4 separate regions of the Homo sapiens genome follow, and regions 2, 3 and 4 are each linked to region 1. The links are chromatin contacts, found by Hi-C or POLR2A ChIA-PET in ENCODE. All regions are on one chromosome and are shown on one strand. Each heading gives the region's core, a stretch centred on a gene start or an enhancer-like site at or near the end of the contact. The rest is flanking DNA. Distances are from core to core; before and after follow the strand shown. Region 1 overlaps SH3RF3 (SH3 domain containing ring finger 3). Region 2 overlaps SH3RF3 (SH3 domain containing ring finger 3). Region 3 overlaps SH3RF3 (SH3 domain containing ring finger 3). Region 4 overlaps SH3RF3 (SH3 domain containing ring finger 3).

Region 1 (3,542 bases), core at 712-3,211:
GGCTCACTGCCGAGGATGGGCGCCTGCGGTGGTTCCAGCAGGAAGGATGGTTTTGCACTCACTGTGGTGAGATCAAACGTTGTACCTGCTGCTCAGGTGGGCTTGGGAAAGGGTGAGGGCCTGTACCTCCCTCTCTAGTCCAGGTGGCCACTGGCTGCTGTGCAGAGAACAGGAAGGAAACCTCTGCTCTCATTCCCACCGCCCTCCTCTGCCCGGAAAGCAGCCCTCAAAAATGGAATTAGAGTCAATGAGCCGAGCAGAGGCAAGCCGAGGGCTGTGACGGCCATGAGAACTGGGGTGAGAGAAGAGTTGTGTTGCTTCTACAGGCTTTACAGGAGCACTAGTAGGACTTGGTTCCAGGCCTAAGGAAGGGACCATAAGAGGCCACCCCCAGCTTCGAGGAAGTAGCTCCGTGAAGACCTAGAATGGAAACAGCTCCAGCTGGGAACCTCCAGAATAGCACCCCCCACTCTCCATCACCCACTCTGACTTCTCTTACTTCTCACAGCAGCTCGTTCACCTTGCCCCTGCAAGGAGGGACCCCAGATGTAACCACCGGGGGATTTCTAGGTCCCAAATGCAGGGCAAATGGGCTGATACTCCTACTGGCTCTCTTTCCTCTAAGGGGACAGAGGTGCCTTTGTTTGGCTGGAAAAAGCTCCAGATTGGACTGGGCAGTGAAGGGAAACAGCCACACACGGCCTGGACAGGCTGGGGGCAGGCAGGCTGCACCTGCCCACACCATTTGGCTCCGGCACGGCACTCTTCAAGATCGCACACTTTAAAAAGAGAGGAGGAGATGATAAGGGGAATGTTTAAAAACAACAGGGATGATAAGAGAAGATGGGGGAGTGTGGGGCTTTCTGTTCTGGAACGAGCCCCACTGGGCTTGTTTTCAGCCCTGTGAGCCCCCTCTCACTCAGAATACACATCTGTACTAACATGTGTTTCTCTTGACCACCGTCACTACCCCAGCAGAAGTGCAAGAGTAAGAAAACGAATCACTTGTAAATCCAAGCTTTCAGCCCAGCAGGCTGAAAAGGATGCCTGGGTGATCCCCGGGACCCCACTGAGCCCACAGGCAGACACAGCTCAGGACATTGTCTCTTTGCAGTCAACTAACCTGCACTGGCTTAGGAAGAGGGGAAATAAATGTAGAGTTCATATCACGATGCCAGGAACCAACTCTTTCTCAACTCCAAAAAATGCAGCAAGCTTAACACTTGGTCCTGCAAAACGATGCCACTGTCACTATCTGGCATATACAGGGCGACAGCCAAGAACAGGGTACTGGAGAGTTACTAAGCCATGCCCCCATCTAGGCAGAGATGGGAGTGCCTCTTCTGCAGACACCTACAAGCAGCTGCTGTCCCTAAAGTGAGCTGTTCCAGGCAGGATACAAACACCAGGATCGATGGAGAGCCACTCCTTTCCCATCTGTAATCCCAGTTAGCAGAGGGCTTTGATCTGTTCTGGGACAGACACTTGAAATACAAATGTTCTCAGGGAAGTTATGAAGTACAGTTTCATTACATATTGAATTCACTTGGCTCACCTACCAGAGGCAAGGAATTCCAGCTGGCTTTGGTTCCAGAAGTTCATCCCTCTTTCTTCTCCAAGCCAATGTCTGCCTCTGAGTGGATGGGTGGCCTCAGGCCAGAGCTCGTCAGGGCTGGGCTTTCATGCTTTGTCTTTAGATTGGATGAGACCAGAAGGGTCAGTATCTGGCGGCTGGCCAGGGCAGCCCCGGATTCTGGCCAGGGCATGATCTGAGAGACCATTCTGGCTTCCCTAGGACTCTGATCTCACAGCTGACAAGAGACAAATGCTGCCCCCAGTGTGAGCATGAGACGATCCCCTCAGGAGCTGGCTCTACTCACATGACTTTGAACCAACACACCCGCAAGGACAAACCACAGTTCTCTCACAGCGTTTATCCCACGGTCGCCAAAATGATTGTGCTATGATTCAGTCACTCAGATAAACGCGTATGCCGAGAGCCACCCTGGCTTTGAGAGGAGGCCTCACACAATTCCCTCCTAATCTTCTGGCGCTCGGCGGCATTTCTTCCTCACCCCAGGTCTGTGCAGCGAGTGGGCAGAGGACAAGCACTGGGGACCGGGCTGGGGGCCGGGAGGCACCAGCCAGTCACGCTAGGAGGAGCAGTCGCATGGAAATGCTCCCGAACATCTGGGGCTGCGCTCAAATTTCAAAGTGATTCTTCTGCTTGCACAACTTTACAATCTCGGCATTTGCCAAATGCTTATGTTTTGCTTAATCTGAAATTAGGCAAGGATTTCTAGTCTCTCAATGTCCCTAGAATGGTTTTTCTGCTTAAAGGGGGCTTTTTTTTTTTGCGTACTGAAATTCAGCGTGCTCATGGCTTAGAAAAACAGAGGAGAGAAAGGATCACGATGATCCTCCCTGCCCTTTGCTTTTTAATGCCTGGCCTTCCGTTCAGATGCAGGCCATCCTTGGCCTTTGCCACAGAATCCATCAGGACAAGCGGCAGAGTTGTGCGAGTCCCCTCAGCGGTGCAGCCAGCGAGCTGCTGCTGGCCACATACATCTTTCCTCTTGGCTGGGACTCCAGTTATGTGCCTTCCTGAGAAACCTGACCCAAGACGGATGCGCTAGTTCTTAAAGTCCTAGGATACATCCCCAGTTAGCACCAGGACACTACAAAGGCACTCACGAGCAGAAGCCTGTTCACAGGGAGGCACCCTCGCACTCCACACTGACCTCACTGTGATTCCGTGGTGGAGAAACTGCAGCAACTAATATTTATGTACCTGAAGTCATTTAAACTCAGCCAGTTCTCTTTTTCCAGGCCCAGCAAGTCACAGAAACCAAGGTGGACTTTGACTGTTCTGTACCTCAGAAGGAGCAGGGAAAGAGATGAGGCAGGCCCGGCAGAACGAGACCTAGAACCAAGTCCCTGCTGTGAACGGGGCTGCTGCCAGAGCTATGCCTCCCAGACCCAGGGGAAGAGCAGGGTGGGGGGCTGGGCCTCCCCAGCATGGAGTAGACAGTGTCCCTTCTGAGCGCTAACAGGGAAAAAGAGCCCCAGACCTCTGGACTCTCCTCCACCCCCTGGGGCTGGGGCGGCACCTGCCCACCTGCCCACAGACGCCCCCTCAGGGACAGGCATTGCTGTCGCCCTGTCACCATGGGCAAGACTTGACGCTATCTGTGCACAAGCAGGAAATGCTACACTAGGAGATTCCATCCGGGTGGGAGGTAAGCTGGGGTCCCGAAAACCCCAACACCATGAAAACTTACATCCACAAAACATTTCATGAAACTTACATCTCATGAAAACATTTCATGAGAAACCCACTCATGAAAGTTTAGAGCAGCTTTATTCATAACTGCCAGAATGCGGAAGCCACCAAGATAGCCTCAGGAGGTGAGTGGATAAACAAACTGGGGTCCACCCAGACAATGGAGTGTTATTCAGTGATAAAAAGAAATCAACTATGAAGCCATGAAAAGACATGGAGGAACCTCAAACATGAATTACTAAGAGAGAGAAGCCAGTCT
Region 2 (3,496 bases), core at 945-3,444, 120 kb before region 1:
GGGCACCAGGTAATATTGCTGCAGATTCTTTCCCAGGGCCCTGGAGCCAGGGGTGTGAAAACCAAGAATCATTCTTAGCTGATTTAAGTAAAAAAGATACTAGTAGAGACTTACAGAATCTGAGATGGCAGAGTAGGTCTTGAAGGCTCTGACACCAGGGTAGTCCTCAGACCACCCATGAAGCTTTCCTAGTGCTAAATTACCCACTGCTTGACAGGTACACCACCAGCACAAGGCTGAACACTGGGCACCTGAAGTCCACCTGCACCCACTGATGGTGCCAGACATTGGGCACCCAAAGTTCACCCTATACCTGCTGATGGTGCCAGACACCAGGCACTCAAAGTCCACCTGCACCCAGTGACGATGCTGGGCACTGGATACCTGAAGTCTACCCTGCACCCACTTGGGTGGGCAAGTGGATGACAGACACTTACCTCCCACCCCTTGTCCCATCAGCTAAGATAAGGAAGGAAATATGGCCTCTGCTGACCTAAGTGTTGTCTCCTCTTTCCACACTTGAGAAGCTGCTTTCTGGACACTTCTAATGGGTCATCGTGTTCGTTAGTCTAAGAAATAGTATATTTTATTGCTTCCATGAATTTACATTATTTTTGCCCTTTAAGCCTCACTTTGAGAAAAACAGATGATTTCTGAGAGGACAGGGTTGGGGTGGGAAGAGAGATTCTGTGTTATCCCCTCTTGTCCTGGGGTACTTGGCATCATGTCAGCATCACTGGCTCCACCGTGGTGGAAGACGCCGTGGCATGGGCTCCCAGATCATCCTGCGAATCCAGCATCAGCAGTTCTTATTAGCTCAACACTAAGCCACCAACCAAGATGTGCTTACCTTCTTTATGCCTTTAAGGCCCACCCCATAATTTCTTTTCATCTCACAACATCCTGGGGCCAAACCGGTTTTCCTTAAGTTTCTCCAGCTGCCATGAAGGCGAAGGATCAACAGCTGTCATTCCTCCTGCCTCAGAGCACTTCAGAAAGGGAAGAGCCTGGGCCCGAGTCTCACCCCAGCCCTGTCCTGTGAGATGCCGCCTAGCTGGGAAGCCCTGCAGGGCCCGGCAGATGGAAGACCCACGTGGCCGGCCCACAATCATTCATGGGGGAGGCATTTGAAAGTGCCGGTGTTAATCTTATTAGTCTATGAGGCCCTCTTGCCACAATGAAATGTGTAAATATTTGTAAATTTACTTCAGCTGCCAGGATGGGTAACATGATAAGGCAAGTGAACTTCCTGGAGATCAGACGTTCACGAGCATGACAAGATGTGCTTACCTTCTTTATGCCTTTAAGGCCCACCCCATAATTTCTTTTCATCTCACAACATTCTGGGGCCAAACCGGTTTTCCTTAAGTTTCTCCAGCTGCCATGAAGCTGCCACCAGCCACACATGCACTGCTGGAGCCTTGGGCCAAGATGTGTCTCACAAGCATGTCCCAGGAAGCCCCCTTGTTGATGCCCTGCAGGGTGAGGCCCCTGTGAAGGTACCTGTTGAAATGGTGCTCCGGGCTTGGCTGGCCGTTGGCTGGGCTGAGTGCCGTAGACAGCTGCCTGTTGGGGGCGAGGCTGTGGGGTGCTGGGCGTGGGCCTGGGGAGTGGTGATGGGCAGGGCGGGCCTGGTGGCAGTGGCCAGGCTGCTCAGACTCCCACTGCCTGGGTGCATGGTTGTGGTTATCCCTTTGGCCAGTGGAGACCCTCCGACTACATTATTCCGGGGCGGCCCTGCCCCTCCTGCAGGCACCCTGTGGAGAGAAAGCAGAAGGAATTCTGATGAGAGGCTCAGAGGCATTCGTGCCATGTGGGCCTCTGGCAGAGCCTCGCTCTGACCTGCTGGCTTTAAGAGATGAAGGCCAACTGATCTGGGGACGAGGTCCTAAAACAATGCCCGTCACTGGGCAGAAGGGCCCTGTTTACAAAACCTTCATGGGGTGCAAACTGTCAGTGTGAAATATTTAAGAGATAGCAAAGCCGCCCTGAGAAACAGAGGAATGAGCTGAACGAAATCTTTTATACCACAGCTACTGCCTTAATTTGTTCTTACAAACAGCTGTGTGTCTCCAGATACATCCAGAAAGAACAGATGACTCAGTCATGTCCCGCGAGGCCTTGACACATCCAGCACATTGGGGAAAGGATGGCAAGGACGCGGGCCCCCTCTGGGCACGACTGCCACCTCGCATCTGCTGGCTGCTGGGAAAGGGCACACACAGCACGACATCCTTCTGAGAATGTCTGGGAGCTTGCAGTTCCATACCAGAAATAGATGCCCTTTCACTCCGAAGTTTCCAGATGACATCAGCTCACACAAGAGGAACACTCTGGAAATGGGGCTTTTCACGCTTTCCCTCTGTGTATTTGCAATTAATCCATGTCCTGGAGGCAGCGATGTGAAATATGGCAGAGTTAGGGGTTTGGAAGCTTCTGTGGATTCAGTTTCAGGGGAATTAAATGTCTTCCATTTGTCCAAGAGCTGGGTAAATTCCTGTTTCTGTCCCTTCAGGATCTTATTTCAAGACACACCAAGAAGCCACAGGTGGGAGAACAGGCTGCCTGCCCCGTCTCCTGTGCCTGGTCCAGCCATCTCCCTGTGGCTGGTATCACTGGGCACGACCTCTAGCAGGGAAGCTCCCGGCAACACAGAGTGAGGGTTTCTGCACAGCAGCTGAGAGGAGAGGGGCCTCTTGGAAAAGGACTCACCTGCTAGGGGACCCTGGGTGGTGTCCTCCTTCCCCAGCCCTCAGAGCTGTGCTGAACTTCACCCAGCAATCAAGCTTGTTAGCAGGTCAGCCAAAACCATGAATTTAAAAATCCCATTTTCTATCATCTGTTGAGCTCACTTTTCCCCGAGGAAATCATTTTTAAAAACTAAATAAAGTGGGCTCACAAATGATGAGTCACTAATTTGCAAGGTGATATTGACAAGTCTGAACACAACAGATACAGACACACATCTGCCTCTCATGACAGCAGAAAACCCTTTCCCTCTGCCCTCATGGCAGGATGGCAGAGATACCCTTGGCTAGTCCTACTTCCTTAGTGCGTGCCCTCACGGGAAGAGCCACATACCTGCTCCCACACCAGGTTTTTAAATGGACTCACAATGCTCAGCTCTGAGCACTATACTCCCAGCCCCGAGAGCCCACCAGCACTTCAGGGCCTCCTAGCACGATGGGGGCAAACACAGGTGGTGGATCCAGGTCTATGCAGGAAGGAGTAGGCCTTCGCCTACCCTCCAATCACTGCCAGATAAGCCTTCTGCTGTGTGGCTTTGGCAATTGTCCTGAACCCAGTAGGGATCAAGAAAGTATAAGTCCTGGGGGCACAGCTTTGGAGGGGGACAGGTGTCTTCCACTTCTGGGGATAAAGACCGAGGCCAGATTTCCTGTTTTGTGCTGAGCTATGGATTGGACTGAGGGACCCATGGCCTTCAACATACTGACCTGGGGGCAGCCGACCCGGGCGCAGTTCCTTCTCTAAGGAA
Region 3 (3,654 bases), core at 312-2,811, 65 kb before region 1:
GTTCACCTCAGCAAAGCGGGGGTGGGCTTAGGAATGACAAGGACGTGGTCAGGAGGAGTCTATGGACACAGGCACAAGGTCGCGGGCACTCGGCAGAGAAGGGGCCTGGAAGAGAGACCCCAGACCCAAATGCAGAGCAGATGCCAATGTCCTCAGAGTGACCTGCGGGAACCCCTGAAGCCCTTTTCCCACTGCCCCTCTGACCCCAACCCCTCTCCTCCCACCTGCCTGCTTGGTCACCCTGGCTTAGAGTCCCTCGGCCAGCTCAGGCCACCCCTGGACCTGCTCCCTCCCTGCCCCTCCCCGAAGGCCGCTTTCCCTGCCAAGTCCCGAGCGCTGACAGGAAAACTGCAGTTCCCTCCTCCCAGGTCCTTCCTCCTCTCCTGGTGTTACTTTCTCCACGGAGAGTAGAATCCCCTCCAGACTTGCTTTTCTTCGCTGTTGTGTCCTCCCTGGCAGATGTGGTCTCCAGGGTTCTCCTCTGCTTCATTCAGGCTGCATCCCCGGGGCCTGGCCCGCAGCCGGCGCTTAAGGACTGGATGAACGTGGGACCCCAGGCGGCCTGGAAGGAACTGTGGGGAGGGCACTGCCCTGCCCAGCAGTGGGATGTGCTCTCTCCACCAAAGGCTAAGCCACCAACAGAAACCTAAGGGTGGGAGGAGCAAGTGGTCCTCTGATGGAAGCAGAGATGGAAAGGATGGGCTGCCTTCATTTGTGAGGGGCCAGCCCTGAAGGAACTGTTTGTGGCAGCCAGGAAGCCTCTAGACTGTCATCAGAACCTTCTACCTAACAGACACTGGAGACTCAGCGGGGTGGTAGGGTGGAAGGGGCTGAGGGATGAGAAATTACTTAAAGGGTATAAGGACGGACTGATCACTGAAAACAGGACGTCTGGAAAATGCGGCTGATGTCCCAAGAGCTTCAAACTAAGACTCTTAATTGCTCTCACTTTCAAGGATTTGGGAGGCGTTTATAAAAGCAACAGAGAGTAGCTCTGAGCTCCTCTGCGGGGGTTGAGCAGCAACGAAATGAAGCTGGAATCAGTGCTGTTTCTCATTCTGCATCACAGGTGGAATTCAGGTGGTTACAGAAAGTACCCCACAGGGCACACACACGGTTTGGGCATTTCCCGGACCCGAATCTTAAACGTGCCTCAGCCCGCAGAAGCCTGCACCCTATCCATTGGAAACAGAAAGTATTAACAGAAGGTACCATGGAGGAGAAGCATGAAGACAAGAGAAGAATGATTCCAACTGGCCCAGAGTGTCAACCTTGGTCATAATCCATTGCCAAGTCTTAGAACTAAGGGTGAGGCAGCAACAGCAACCGAGACCTGTAGGATAGATCTCCCTGCAAAGATGGGCTGCTCTGGAATAAAGATGTTTGGGGTCCCCCATGACCCCCCAGTGACTCCACATGGGTGTGCTTGGTTCCAGCTGAAAAATCAGACATGGTTTCTTCTGTACCAAACATAGCCCTGGACCTCAGCCAAGAAGTGCTGCTGTCATCCTACAGGCACCCAGTGCCAAATCTCTCCACAGCTAAGTATGCTTTCACTTCCATGCCTGAAAAGCTGCAAGCACTCACAAGGTCTGCCTGGGGACAAGTGCCTCGGAGCCAGGGCCCGCCCTCAGGGCTGCATGGAATCTGACACCGGTTTCCTCCAAACTTCTTTAAATGTGGATGGTACTTCCTAAGGCCGATCTCCAGGTTCAGACACACTCTCAAGTCCTGAGTGTTGTGATTGGAACACTCAGGAAAGAAGTGAGCATGGGCCTGGAAGAGCGTGGTCCACACATTAATCCATAGAATGAGATGGTGGGAGGAGAAGCTGCAGGTCAGATTGGGGCAGGGTTCATAATCCAACAGCCAAATGTCTCTGCACTAGGAATCCTGAAAGCAGAGAACATTGGGGGTGCTAACTTCAAATTCTGGCATGGAACTGCTCATCAGCTGCGGGCCCTGGATGGGGCTTGGCTGCATCTCTCGCCAGGAGAATGGAGCCTTCCTCTTCCCCTAAGGCTGTTCTGAAGATTCAGTGGCAGACGGATGTTAGAATGCACCAGAAGGATTTGAAGATGTGACAGGGCTCGGTGTTCCAAAGGAAGGTCCTGGAGACGACTGGGGTGCTCTGTGTGGGGTGACAGAGGGGCTGTTTTAAGATTGCTGAGGCCTGGGGACACAGCTGCAAGACGGAAGGGCATGTGCTAAGTGTGGAGAGTTCATGCAGATGAGGACTGAGGAAAGGCCAACCACGTCGGGGGTCAGGAGGTGGGCTGCTGAGGGAGGTGGGTGGCCAGTGGGCTGGGCGCAGGTGGGCCTGGTGCAGGCAGCCTCAGCCCCAGGCTGAGTCAGCCCCACTGCAGCAGACTCTCCCCTGGGCTGGGCCTGCAGCTTTCCCAATGACTTGTGTTATCTGAGACCAAAACAGATGTCCCTTCAGCAACTAAGACAGACCCTATGGTTAAGGAAACAAAGTTACCTATGTGCTGGCATGGTAACTTCCTAAATTCCTGGGCTACAAAGAAAGCCACACTCTTGCTAAACTCCCTAACAATAGGTGCTATCAGACCCCTCTGATTTATAACCCAGACCACTGCAACTCTGATGGGACAGAGGACAGCCCTTACAAACACCCCTTTCTCATAAGCAACTGCAGACCTCAAGCCAGTTTCAGCAACTTATGGAGGCTGTGCACAGGCTGTCTTTGTGTCCTATAGTTCACCTGTTGATGGAAAGAGCCAAATTCCACCTCATTTTAATGCTGAAACCCCACCCTAAAGTGACATGAGATGTGTGTTACGTACATGTTTGCCCATTGCACATGCACTCAGCTCCCCTTATAAACATGCACAGCTTTCCCCCAAACCTGCTAAACATGTCTGATTCTACTATGTAACACAGACCCTGCGAGCCATAAAATCCAACTGCCCTTCCCCTTCTGCGAAGCGAGAGCACCTTCGTTCCATGTCAGAGACTATCTATTCCTGGCTTGCAAACTGATGTCACCAGTAAAGCTGTCCTTTCTACTATTTAGCCATCCTGGGGGCCTTCTGACAACACTCAAATGCTCACTGAAGTTTGCGAGCCACAGCCTAACTTACTCAAGCAGGAAAGGTAGAAGTGAAAGGGAAGACAAGAACATGGAAGCCCGGGGGACTGGAAGCTGAGTCAGGGCACCGTGATGGCCACGCTGAAGGGAGGGCAGGTGGACGTGGATGGCCCAAGATGCCCTGCGGAGGGTAGGTGTGAGAACTCTGTCTCCGTAGGATTGGGTGGGTGTGCGTGCTGAGACCAGCAGGGCCCAGAGAGGAGCTAAAGTTAGGTGTAAAAGTAACCCCGCCATTGACCTGCTCAGTGGAAAGTGCACTGTCCATATGAGTGACAGGAGAAGCAGAAAAACAGCTGGAGCCTAGGGGAGAAGCAGTCTGGACACAAGATTGGAGCTCAGTTACTTCCACCGGCTGCAGGCCAGACGCTCCAGCAGCCTGCTCCAGGGCCACCTGGGTGTTCAGCTGCCCCTAGGCTGACACACTTCCAGTCCTGAGTAGTCTCTTCAGGAGATGACTCACTTAAGCCTTCCATCGTCGCATCCAGACCAGGACAAGGCTCTGCACTCAGCAAGTGGTAGACCACTTGGTAGACCCGTGGAGG
Region 4 (3,273 bases), core at 674-3,173, 76 kb after region 1:
GGACAATTCTGCTCTGTGTCACTTTTCTCACCTGCTCCTAGATGCAAAATGTGCACATTTGCCTGAAGAAGCTGTTGCATAATGCTTTGTTGTACCTCCTGTGTGCTTCTTAAATGTTTTATGCCCCCGTCATGTTTTATCTCCAGCTCGGATTAGAATCCATTGTTTTGCAGTCCATAAATAGTACATCCTTCAAACAGTACAAAAAAAATAGCTACAGAGGATTTGCTGAATTGTAAGTTCAAGGAAAACTATTCTTTCTATCAGGATTCTAGGCAATCTAGGACCAACAGAGAAAATACCCTCGCTACAATTACCCATCTCACTGTTTAATGATCACTGCTGATGGCAAAAACTTCACCTATGAGCACATGAGCTGGGCAGGGCAAACAGAACCACCAAGTGCCCATGGCTGCATGTCGGTGGCATGAGCTCTTCTGGTGTCTAAGCCTCTCTCACTCACTACTCACTCATCTATTTACTCACTCAAGATCTTTCTAAAGCAAACCAGATCACGTATTGTCCTGATTACAGCCTTTCAATGGCTTCCCAACGCACAGAGAACATGTCCCAAACTCCTTTCCTGGATTGCAAAACCACTCGGGCCACCCCGAGGTTCTCTGAAAACACCATGCTCAATCTCTCCTTAGTCTCCCTGTACCAGGCGATTGTCCCCGACCTTTGCCTCCCTGGCCCCTTCTCACCACTCATATCTTCAGCTCTCAGTTTAGACACCATCTCTTTAAAAATGTTCCCCAGCCACCAAATATAAAAGTCATTCTCTGTCATTCTCCATTATAGGTTCCCATGGTGTTAATTACCTGTATGTCACCTGCCCCATCTGACTTTTTTCATGAGCATTTCCTGTTCATTGGCCTCCCTGGCTGGAATGCACACGAGGAGAATACGAAAATCCCTTCCTCATTTGCCACCACACACTTGATGCAAGAAGAAAGGACAGGCACTCCAGCATGTGCCCCGGGAATATCTGGTAAGGGGTGAACAGAAGGAGACTAAGCACATGGAATCTCAGGGCTGCAAAAGCACACGGGAGTCTCAGGATCCATGCGGTGTACGGCTGACGCCGGCTCTGGCCCAGGACTGGCAGTTGCTGATGGGTCCCTCTACTGAGGCAGGGGATCTGCAGACCTCTCAGCTACTGCTCAGACCTCAAGAAGCTTTCCTCAGCCCTTACAAGACACCTGCACAAGGCAATAGCCTGCTCCCAATTGTCTGCCTGAAAGACAACACCTCCCATCTCATCTGCTGCTGACGCTACAGGAATATGAACAGCCGATTTCATTGTTCTCACAAATCACGACACTCTAAATTCAATTTCCTTAATAGTCTCAAACACTCAGAATAACAGAACCATGAGTCACGGAAGTCCGACTCAGCCTCACACAGAGGACAAGAGTCCTTTGGCTGCAATTCCTGATTTCCTAATGCTGTTCTGTGAGGTTTTTGGATGCCTGTTCCCTTTGTGAGAATAGATAATCTGAAGCAGAAGAAAAAGGCCCTATTGCTCTATTTGGGCCACAGAGTGAGGGTCCCCATCCTCTCCAAACTTGCCACACCCCAGCCTGAGGACGTCACTGGGGAAAGAAGATCAAGGCCCAGCTGTGGACTCCAAACCTCTGAGCCCAGACCAGGGCTCACGAAATGTGTCCTGACTGTCTGGCCAAGCAGCCATTGGATTAATTTTACTGGAGTTTTCACAAGGTAGGCACAGCCCAGTAAGGAAAAGTCAAAGCAGGAGGTCTCTTTGGGCTAGGCCGGCCTGGGGCACGGTGGTCAGTGCAGACACAGGCTTCCCACTTGGCCTTGTTGCCATTCACTCCCGCTTCTCCAGTGGCCAATCAGTGCCTGTGTCACTGGGGCGGCTCAGCAGGAAGGCCTGGCCCCATTCTGAGCCCCAAGGCCCAGGACTCTAGGCACGGGCTGCTCTATGGGTGTGACCATCTGCAACGAGGCACGACACAGACAGGAGACAAGGTCCTCAGTGTAGCAGCCAGCAGACTCAGCTGGGAGCTTCTAGACTCCCAGGCCTGGCTTCCACCCAATTGGTGACATTAAAACTGCTAGGGGGAACCCATGCCTCAGGACTACAAAGCTCCCCAGATGGTGCCAAGGTGCTACCAAAGTTGAGAACAGCAGGAAAAGGGGCCACCTAAGCTAGGACACCAACACAGACAAGAGGGGAAGTGATTCCTCAGGGAGCCCACCATGACCAGGGAAAACAGGAGGCGAACAGAGGAGCCACCCTGTGTGGCAGGCTACCTATGACACCCCCGTCTACACCAGAGCCAGCCACTTGCAGGACGAAGGACTGGGAAAGGGAATCCTCTTTCCCAGTCTGATCACTCACAGGTGTCAGGCCAAGAAAACCACCATGAAAGCAGCACTCTGGGGAACATCGTGTCTCAGGTCCAAGCAGAGGTGGTGGGCCCCTGTAGTCCCAGCTACTCGGGAGGCTGAGGCAGGAGAATGGCGTGAACCCGGGAGGCGGAGCTTGCAGTGAGCCGAGATCGCACCACTGCACTCTAGCCTGGGGGACAGAGCAAGACTCCATCTCAAAAAAAAAAAAAAATTATTCAAGACACTAGGGAAACACGCAGGGTGGGAACAGAAAACTGGCAGATACAGAAGCCAGAGAAGAGGGACTGCAGGGACTGGGGGAGAGAACTGCCGAACCCTCACCATGGCGAGGCGGGGAGACAGAGAGTCCCAGGGGCCCTCCCAGCAGAGCTGACCGAACCAAGCCAAACCTCAATGCCTGAGGCCAAGTGGGAGGGAAGAAGGTTGTGTGGGAGGGAGGACGGATGGTTATAAATCTGATTTTCTGCCAACAAAATGTAATACGAGCTTATGTAGGAAATTTCAAAAGATATAAAGAAAAAAAAAGGACATTCCTAAAGTATTTCTTCCAGCCATTTTTTCCCCCAATGCATCTATACCCATATGGCCCTAGAAAAGGGGAGAGGGTCCCACAGCAAGATGAATTTTGTATACTTTTTTTCCACTTCAAATGCTCCAATATCCGTCCATCTTTTATAATGGCCATTACTACAAATGAATTTGTCTTTTCTGTTGTTGTTGTTATATTCTTAGGCTGGAATTGTTAGGTCAAGAGACAAACAAACTGCTTTTTCAGAGAGTTTTTGTTTTGAGGTATGTAAGTACAAACTTATTTCGCTCTCTTCTTGTCATCATTGACTGTCGACTAATTTGTATTAACTTACTAGACAATGAAGCTTCTCATTCTCAGAGCTT

What was found. Hi-C counts contacts between places; a loop is a spot of excess contacts on that map. ChIA-PET counts read pairs that join two places held with the same protein, here RNA polymerase II (POLR2A). Pooled maps may share reads with other maps.
Region 2: a loop to region 1 is called in a map of ascending aorta, with 2.7 times the contacts of the local background. The contact joins two enhancer-like sites. A Hi-C loop is called at or near these places in 9 of 168 maps with a recorded cell type or tissue (IMR-90, aorta, ascending aorta and 5 more), 1 of 37 single-sample maps with no recorded cell type and 9 of 50 pooled maps. POLR2A ChIA-PET finds 5 or more read pairs at or near these places in 1 of 52 experiments (AG04450).
Region 3: a loop to region 1 is called in a map of heart right ventricle, with 2.6 times the contacts of the local background. The contact joins two enhancer-like sites. A Hi-C loop is called at or near these places in 8 of 168 maps with a recorded cell type or tissue (PC-3, Right ventricle myocardium inferior, cardiac septum and 4 more), 1 of 37 single-sample maps with no recorded cell type and 10 of 50 pooled maps. POLR2A ChIA-PET finds 5 or more read pairs at or near these places in 2 of 52 experiments (WTC11 and activated CD4-positive, alpha-beta T cell).
Region 4: a map of sigmoid colon shows a loop between it and region 1 (4-fold over the local background). The contact joins two enhancer-like sites. A Hi-C loop is called at or near these places in 18 of 168 maps with a recorded cell type or tissue (IMR-90, MCF 10A, Right ventricle myocardium inferior and 13 more) and 18 of 50 pooled maps. POLR2A ChIA-PET finds 5 or more read pairs at or near these places in 1 of 52 experiments (MCF 10A).

The regions. Positions count from the first base shown.
Region 1 is chr2:109,316,915-109,320,456 of GRCh38, reverse strand. The region is part of intron 1 of SH3RF3 (SH3 domain containing ring finger 3); the gene reads right to left. It also overlaps a transcript of RANBP2 not described here. Among named protein-coding and RNA genes, the nearest start is that of MIR4266, 5.1 kb to the right of the region's middle. RefSeq lists enhancers at 1,610-2,598, 2,599-3,542. Within about 2 kb of position 1,961, at least 23 of the 41 ENCODE cell types and tissues checked have a DNase peak (open chromatin) inside an H3K27ac peak, as active enhancers do; they include IMR-90, ascending aorta, gastrocnemius medialis and 6 more, where a contact is called at or near this core.
Region 2 is chr2:109,435,154-109,438,649 of GRCh38, reverse strand. SH3RF3 (SH3 domain containing ring finger 3) reads right to left here. Exons shown (of 10, transcript NM_001099289.3): 7 at 1,504-1,757. It also overlaps a transcript of RANBP2 not described here. Among named protein-coding and RNA genes, the nearest start is that of MIR4266, 120 kb to the right of the region's middle. Within about 2 kb of position 2,194, at least 9 of the 41 ENCODE cell types and tissues checked have a DNase peak (open chromatin) inside an H3K27ac peak, as active enhancers do; they include ascending aorta, gastrocnemius medialis, heart right ventricle and 1 more, where a contact is called at or near this core.
Region 3 is chr2:109,381,060-109,384,713 of GRCh38, reverse strand. All of the region lies in intron 3 of SH3RF3 (SH3 domain containing ring finger 3), which reads right to left. It also overlaps a transcript of RANBP2 not described here. Among named protein-coding and RNA genes, the nearest start is that of MIR4266, 69 kb to the right of the region's middle. Within about 2 kb of position 1,561, at least 8 of the 41 ENCODE cell types and tissues checked have a DNase peak (open chromatin) inside an H3K27ac peak, as active enhancers do; they include heart left ventricle, heart right ventricle and psoas muscle, where a contact is called at or near this core.
Region 4 is chr2:109,241,086-109,244,358 of GRCh38, reverse strand. The region is part of intron 1 of SH3RF3 (SH3 domain containing ring finger 3); the gene reads right to left. It also overlaps a transcript of RANBP2 not described here. Among named protein-coding and RNA genes, the nearest start is that of MIR4266, 71 kb to the left of the region's middle. Within about 2 kb of position 1,923, at least 21 of the 41 ENCODE cell types and tissues checked have a DNase peak (open chromatin) inside an H3K27ac peak, as active enhancers do; they include IMR-90, gastrocnemius medialis, heart left ventricle and 4 more, where a contact is called at or near this core.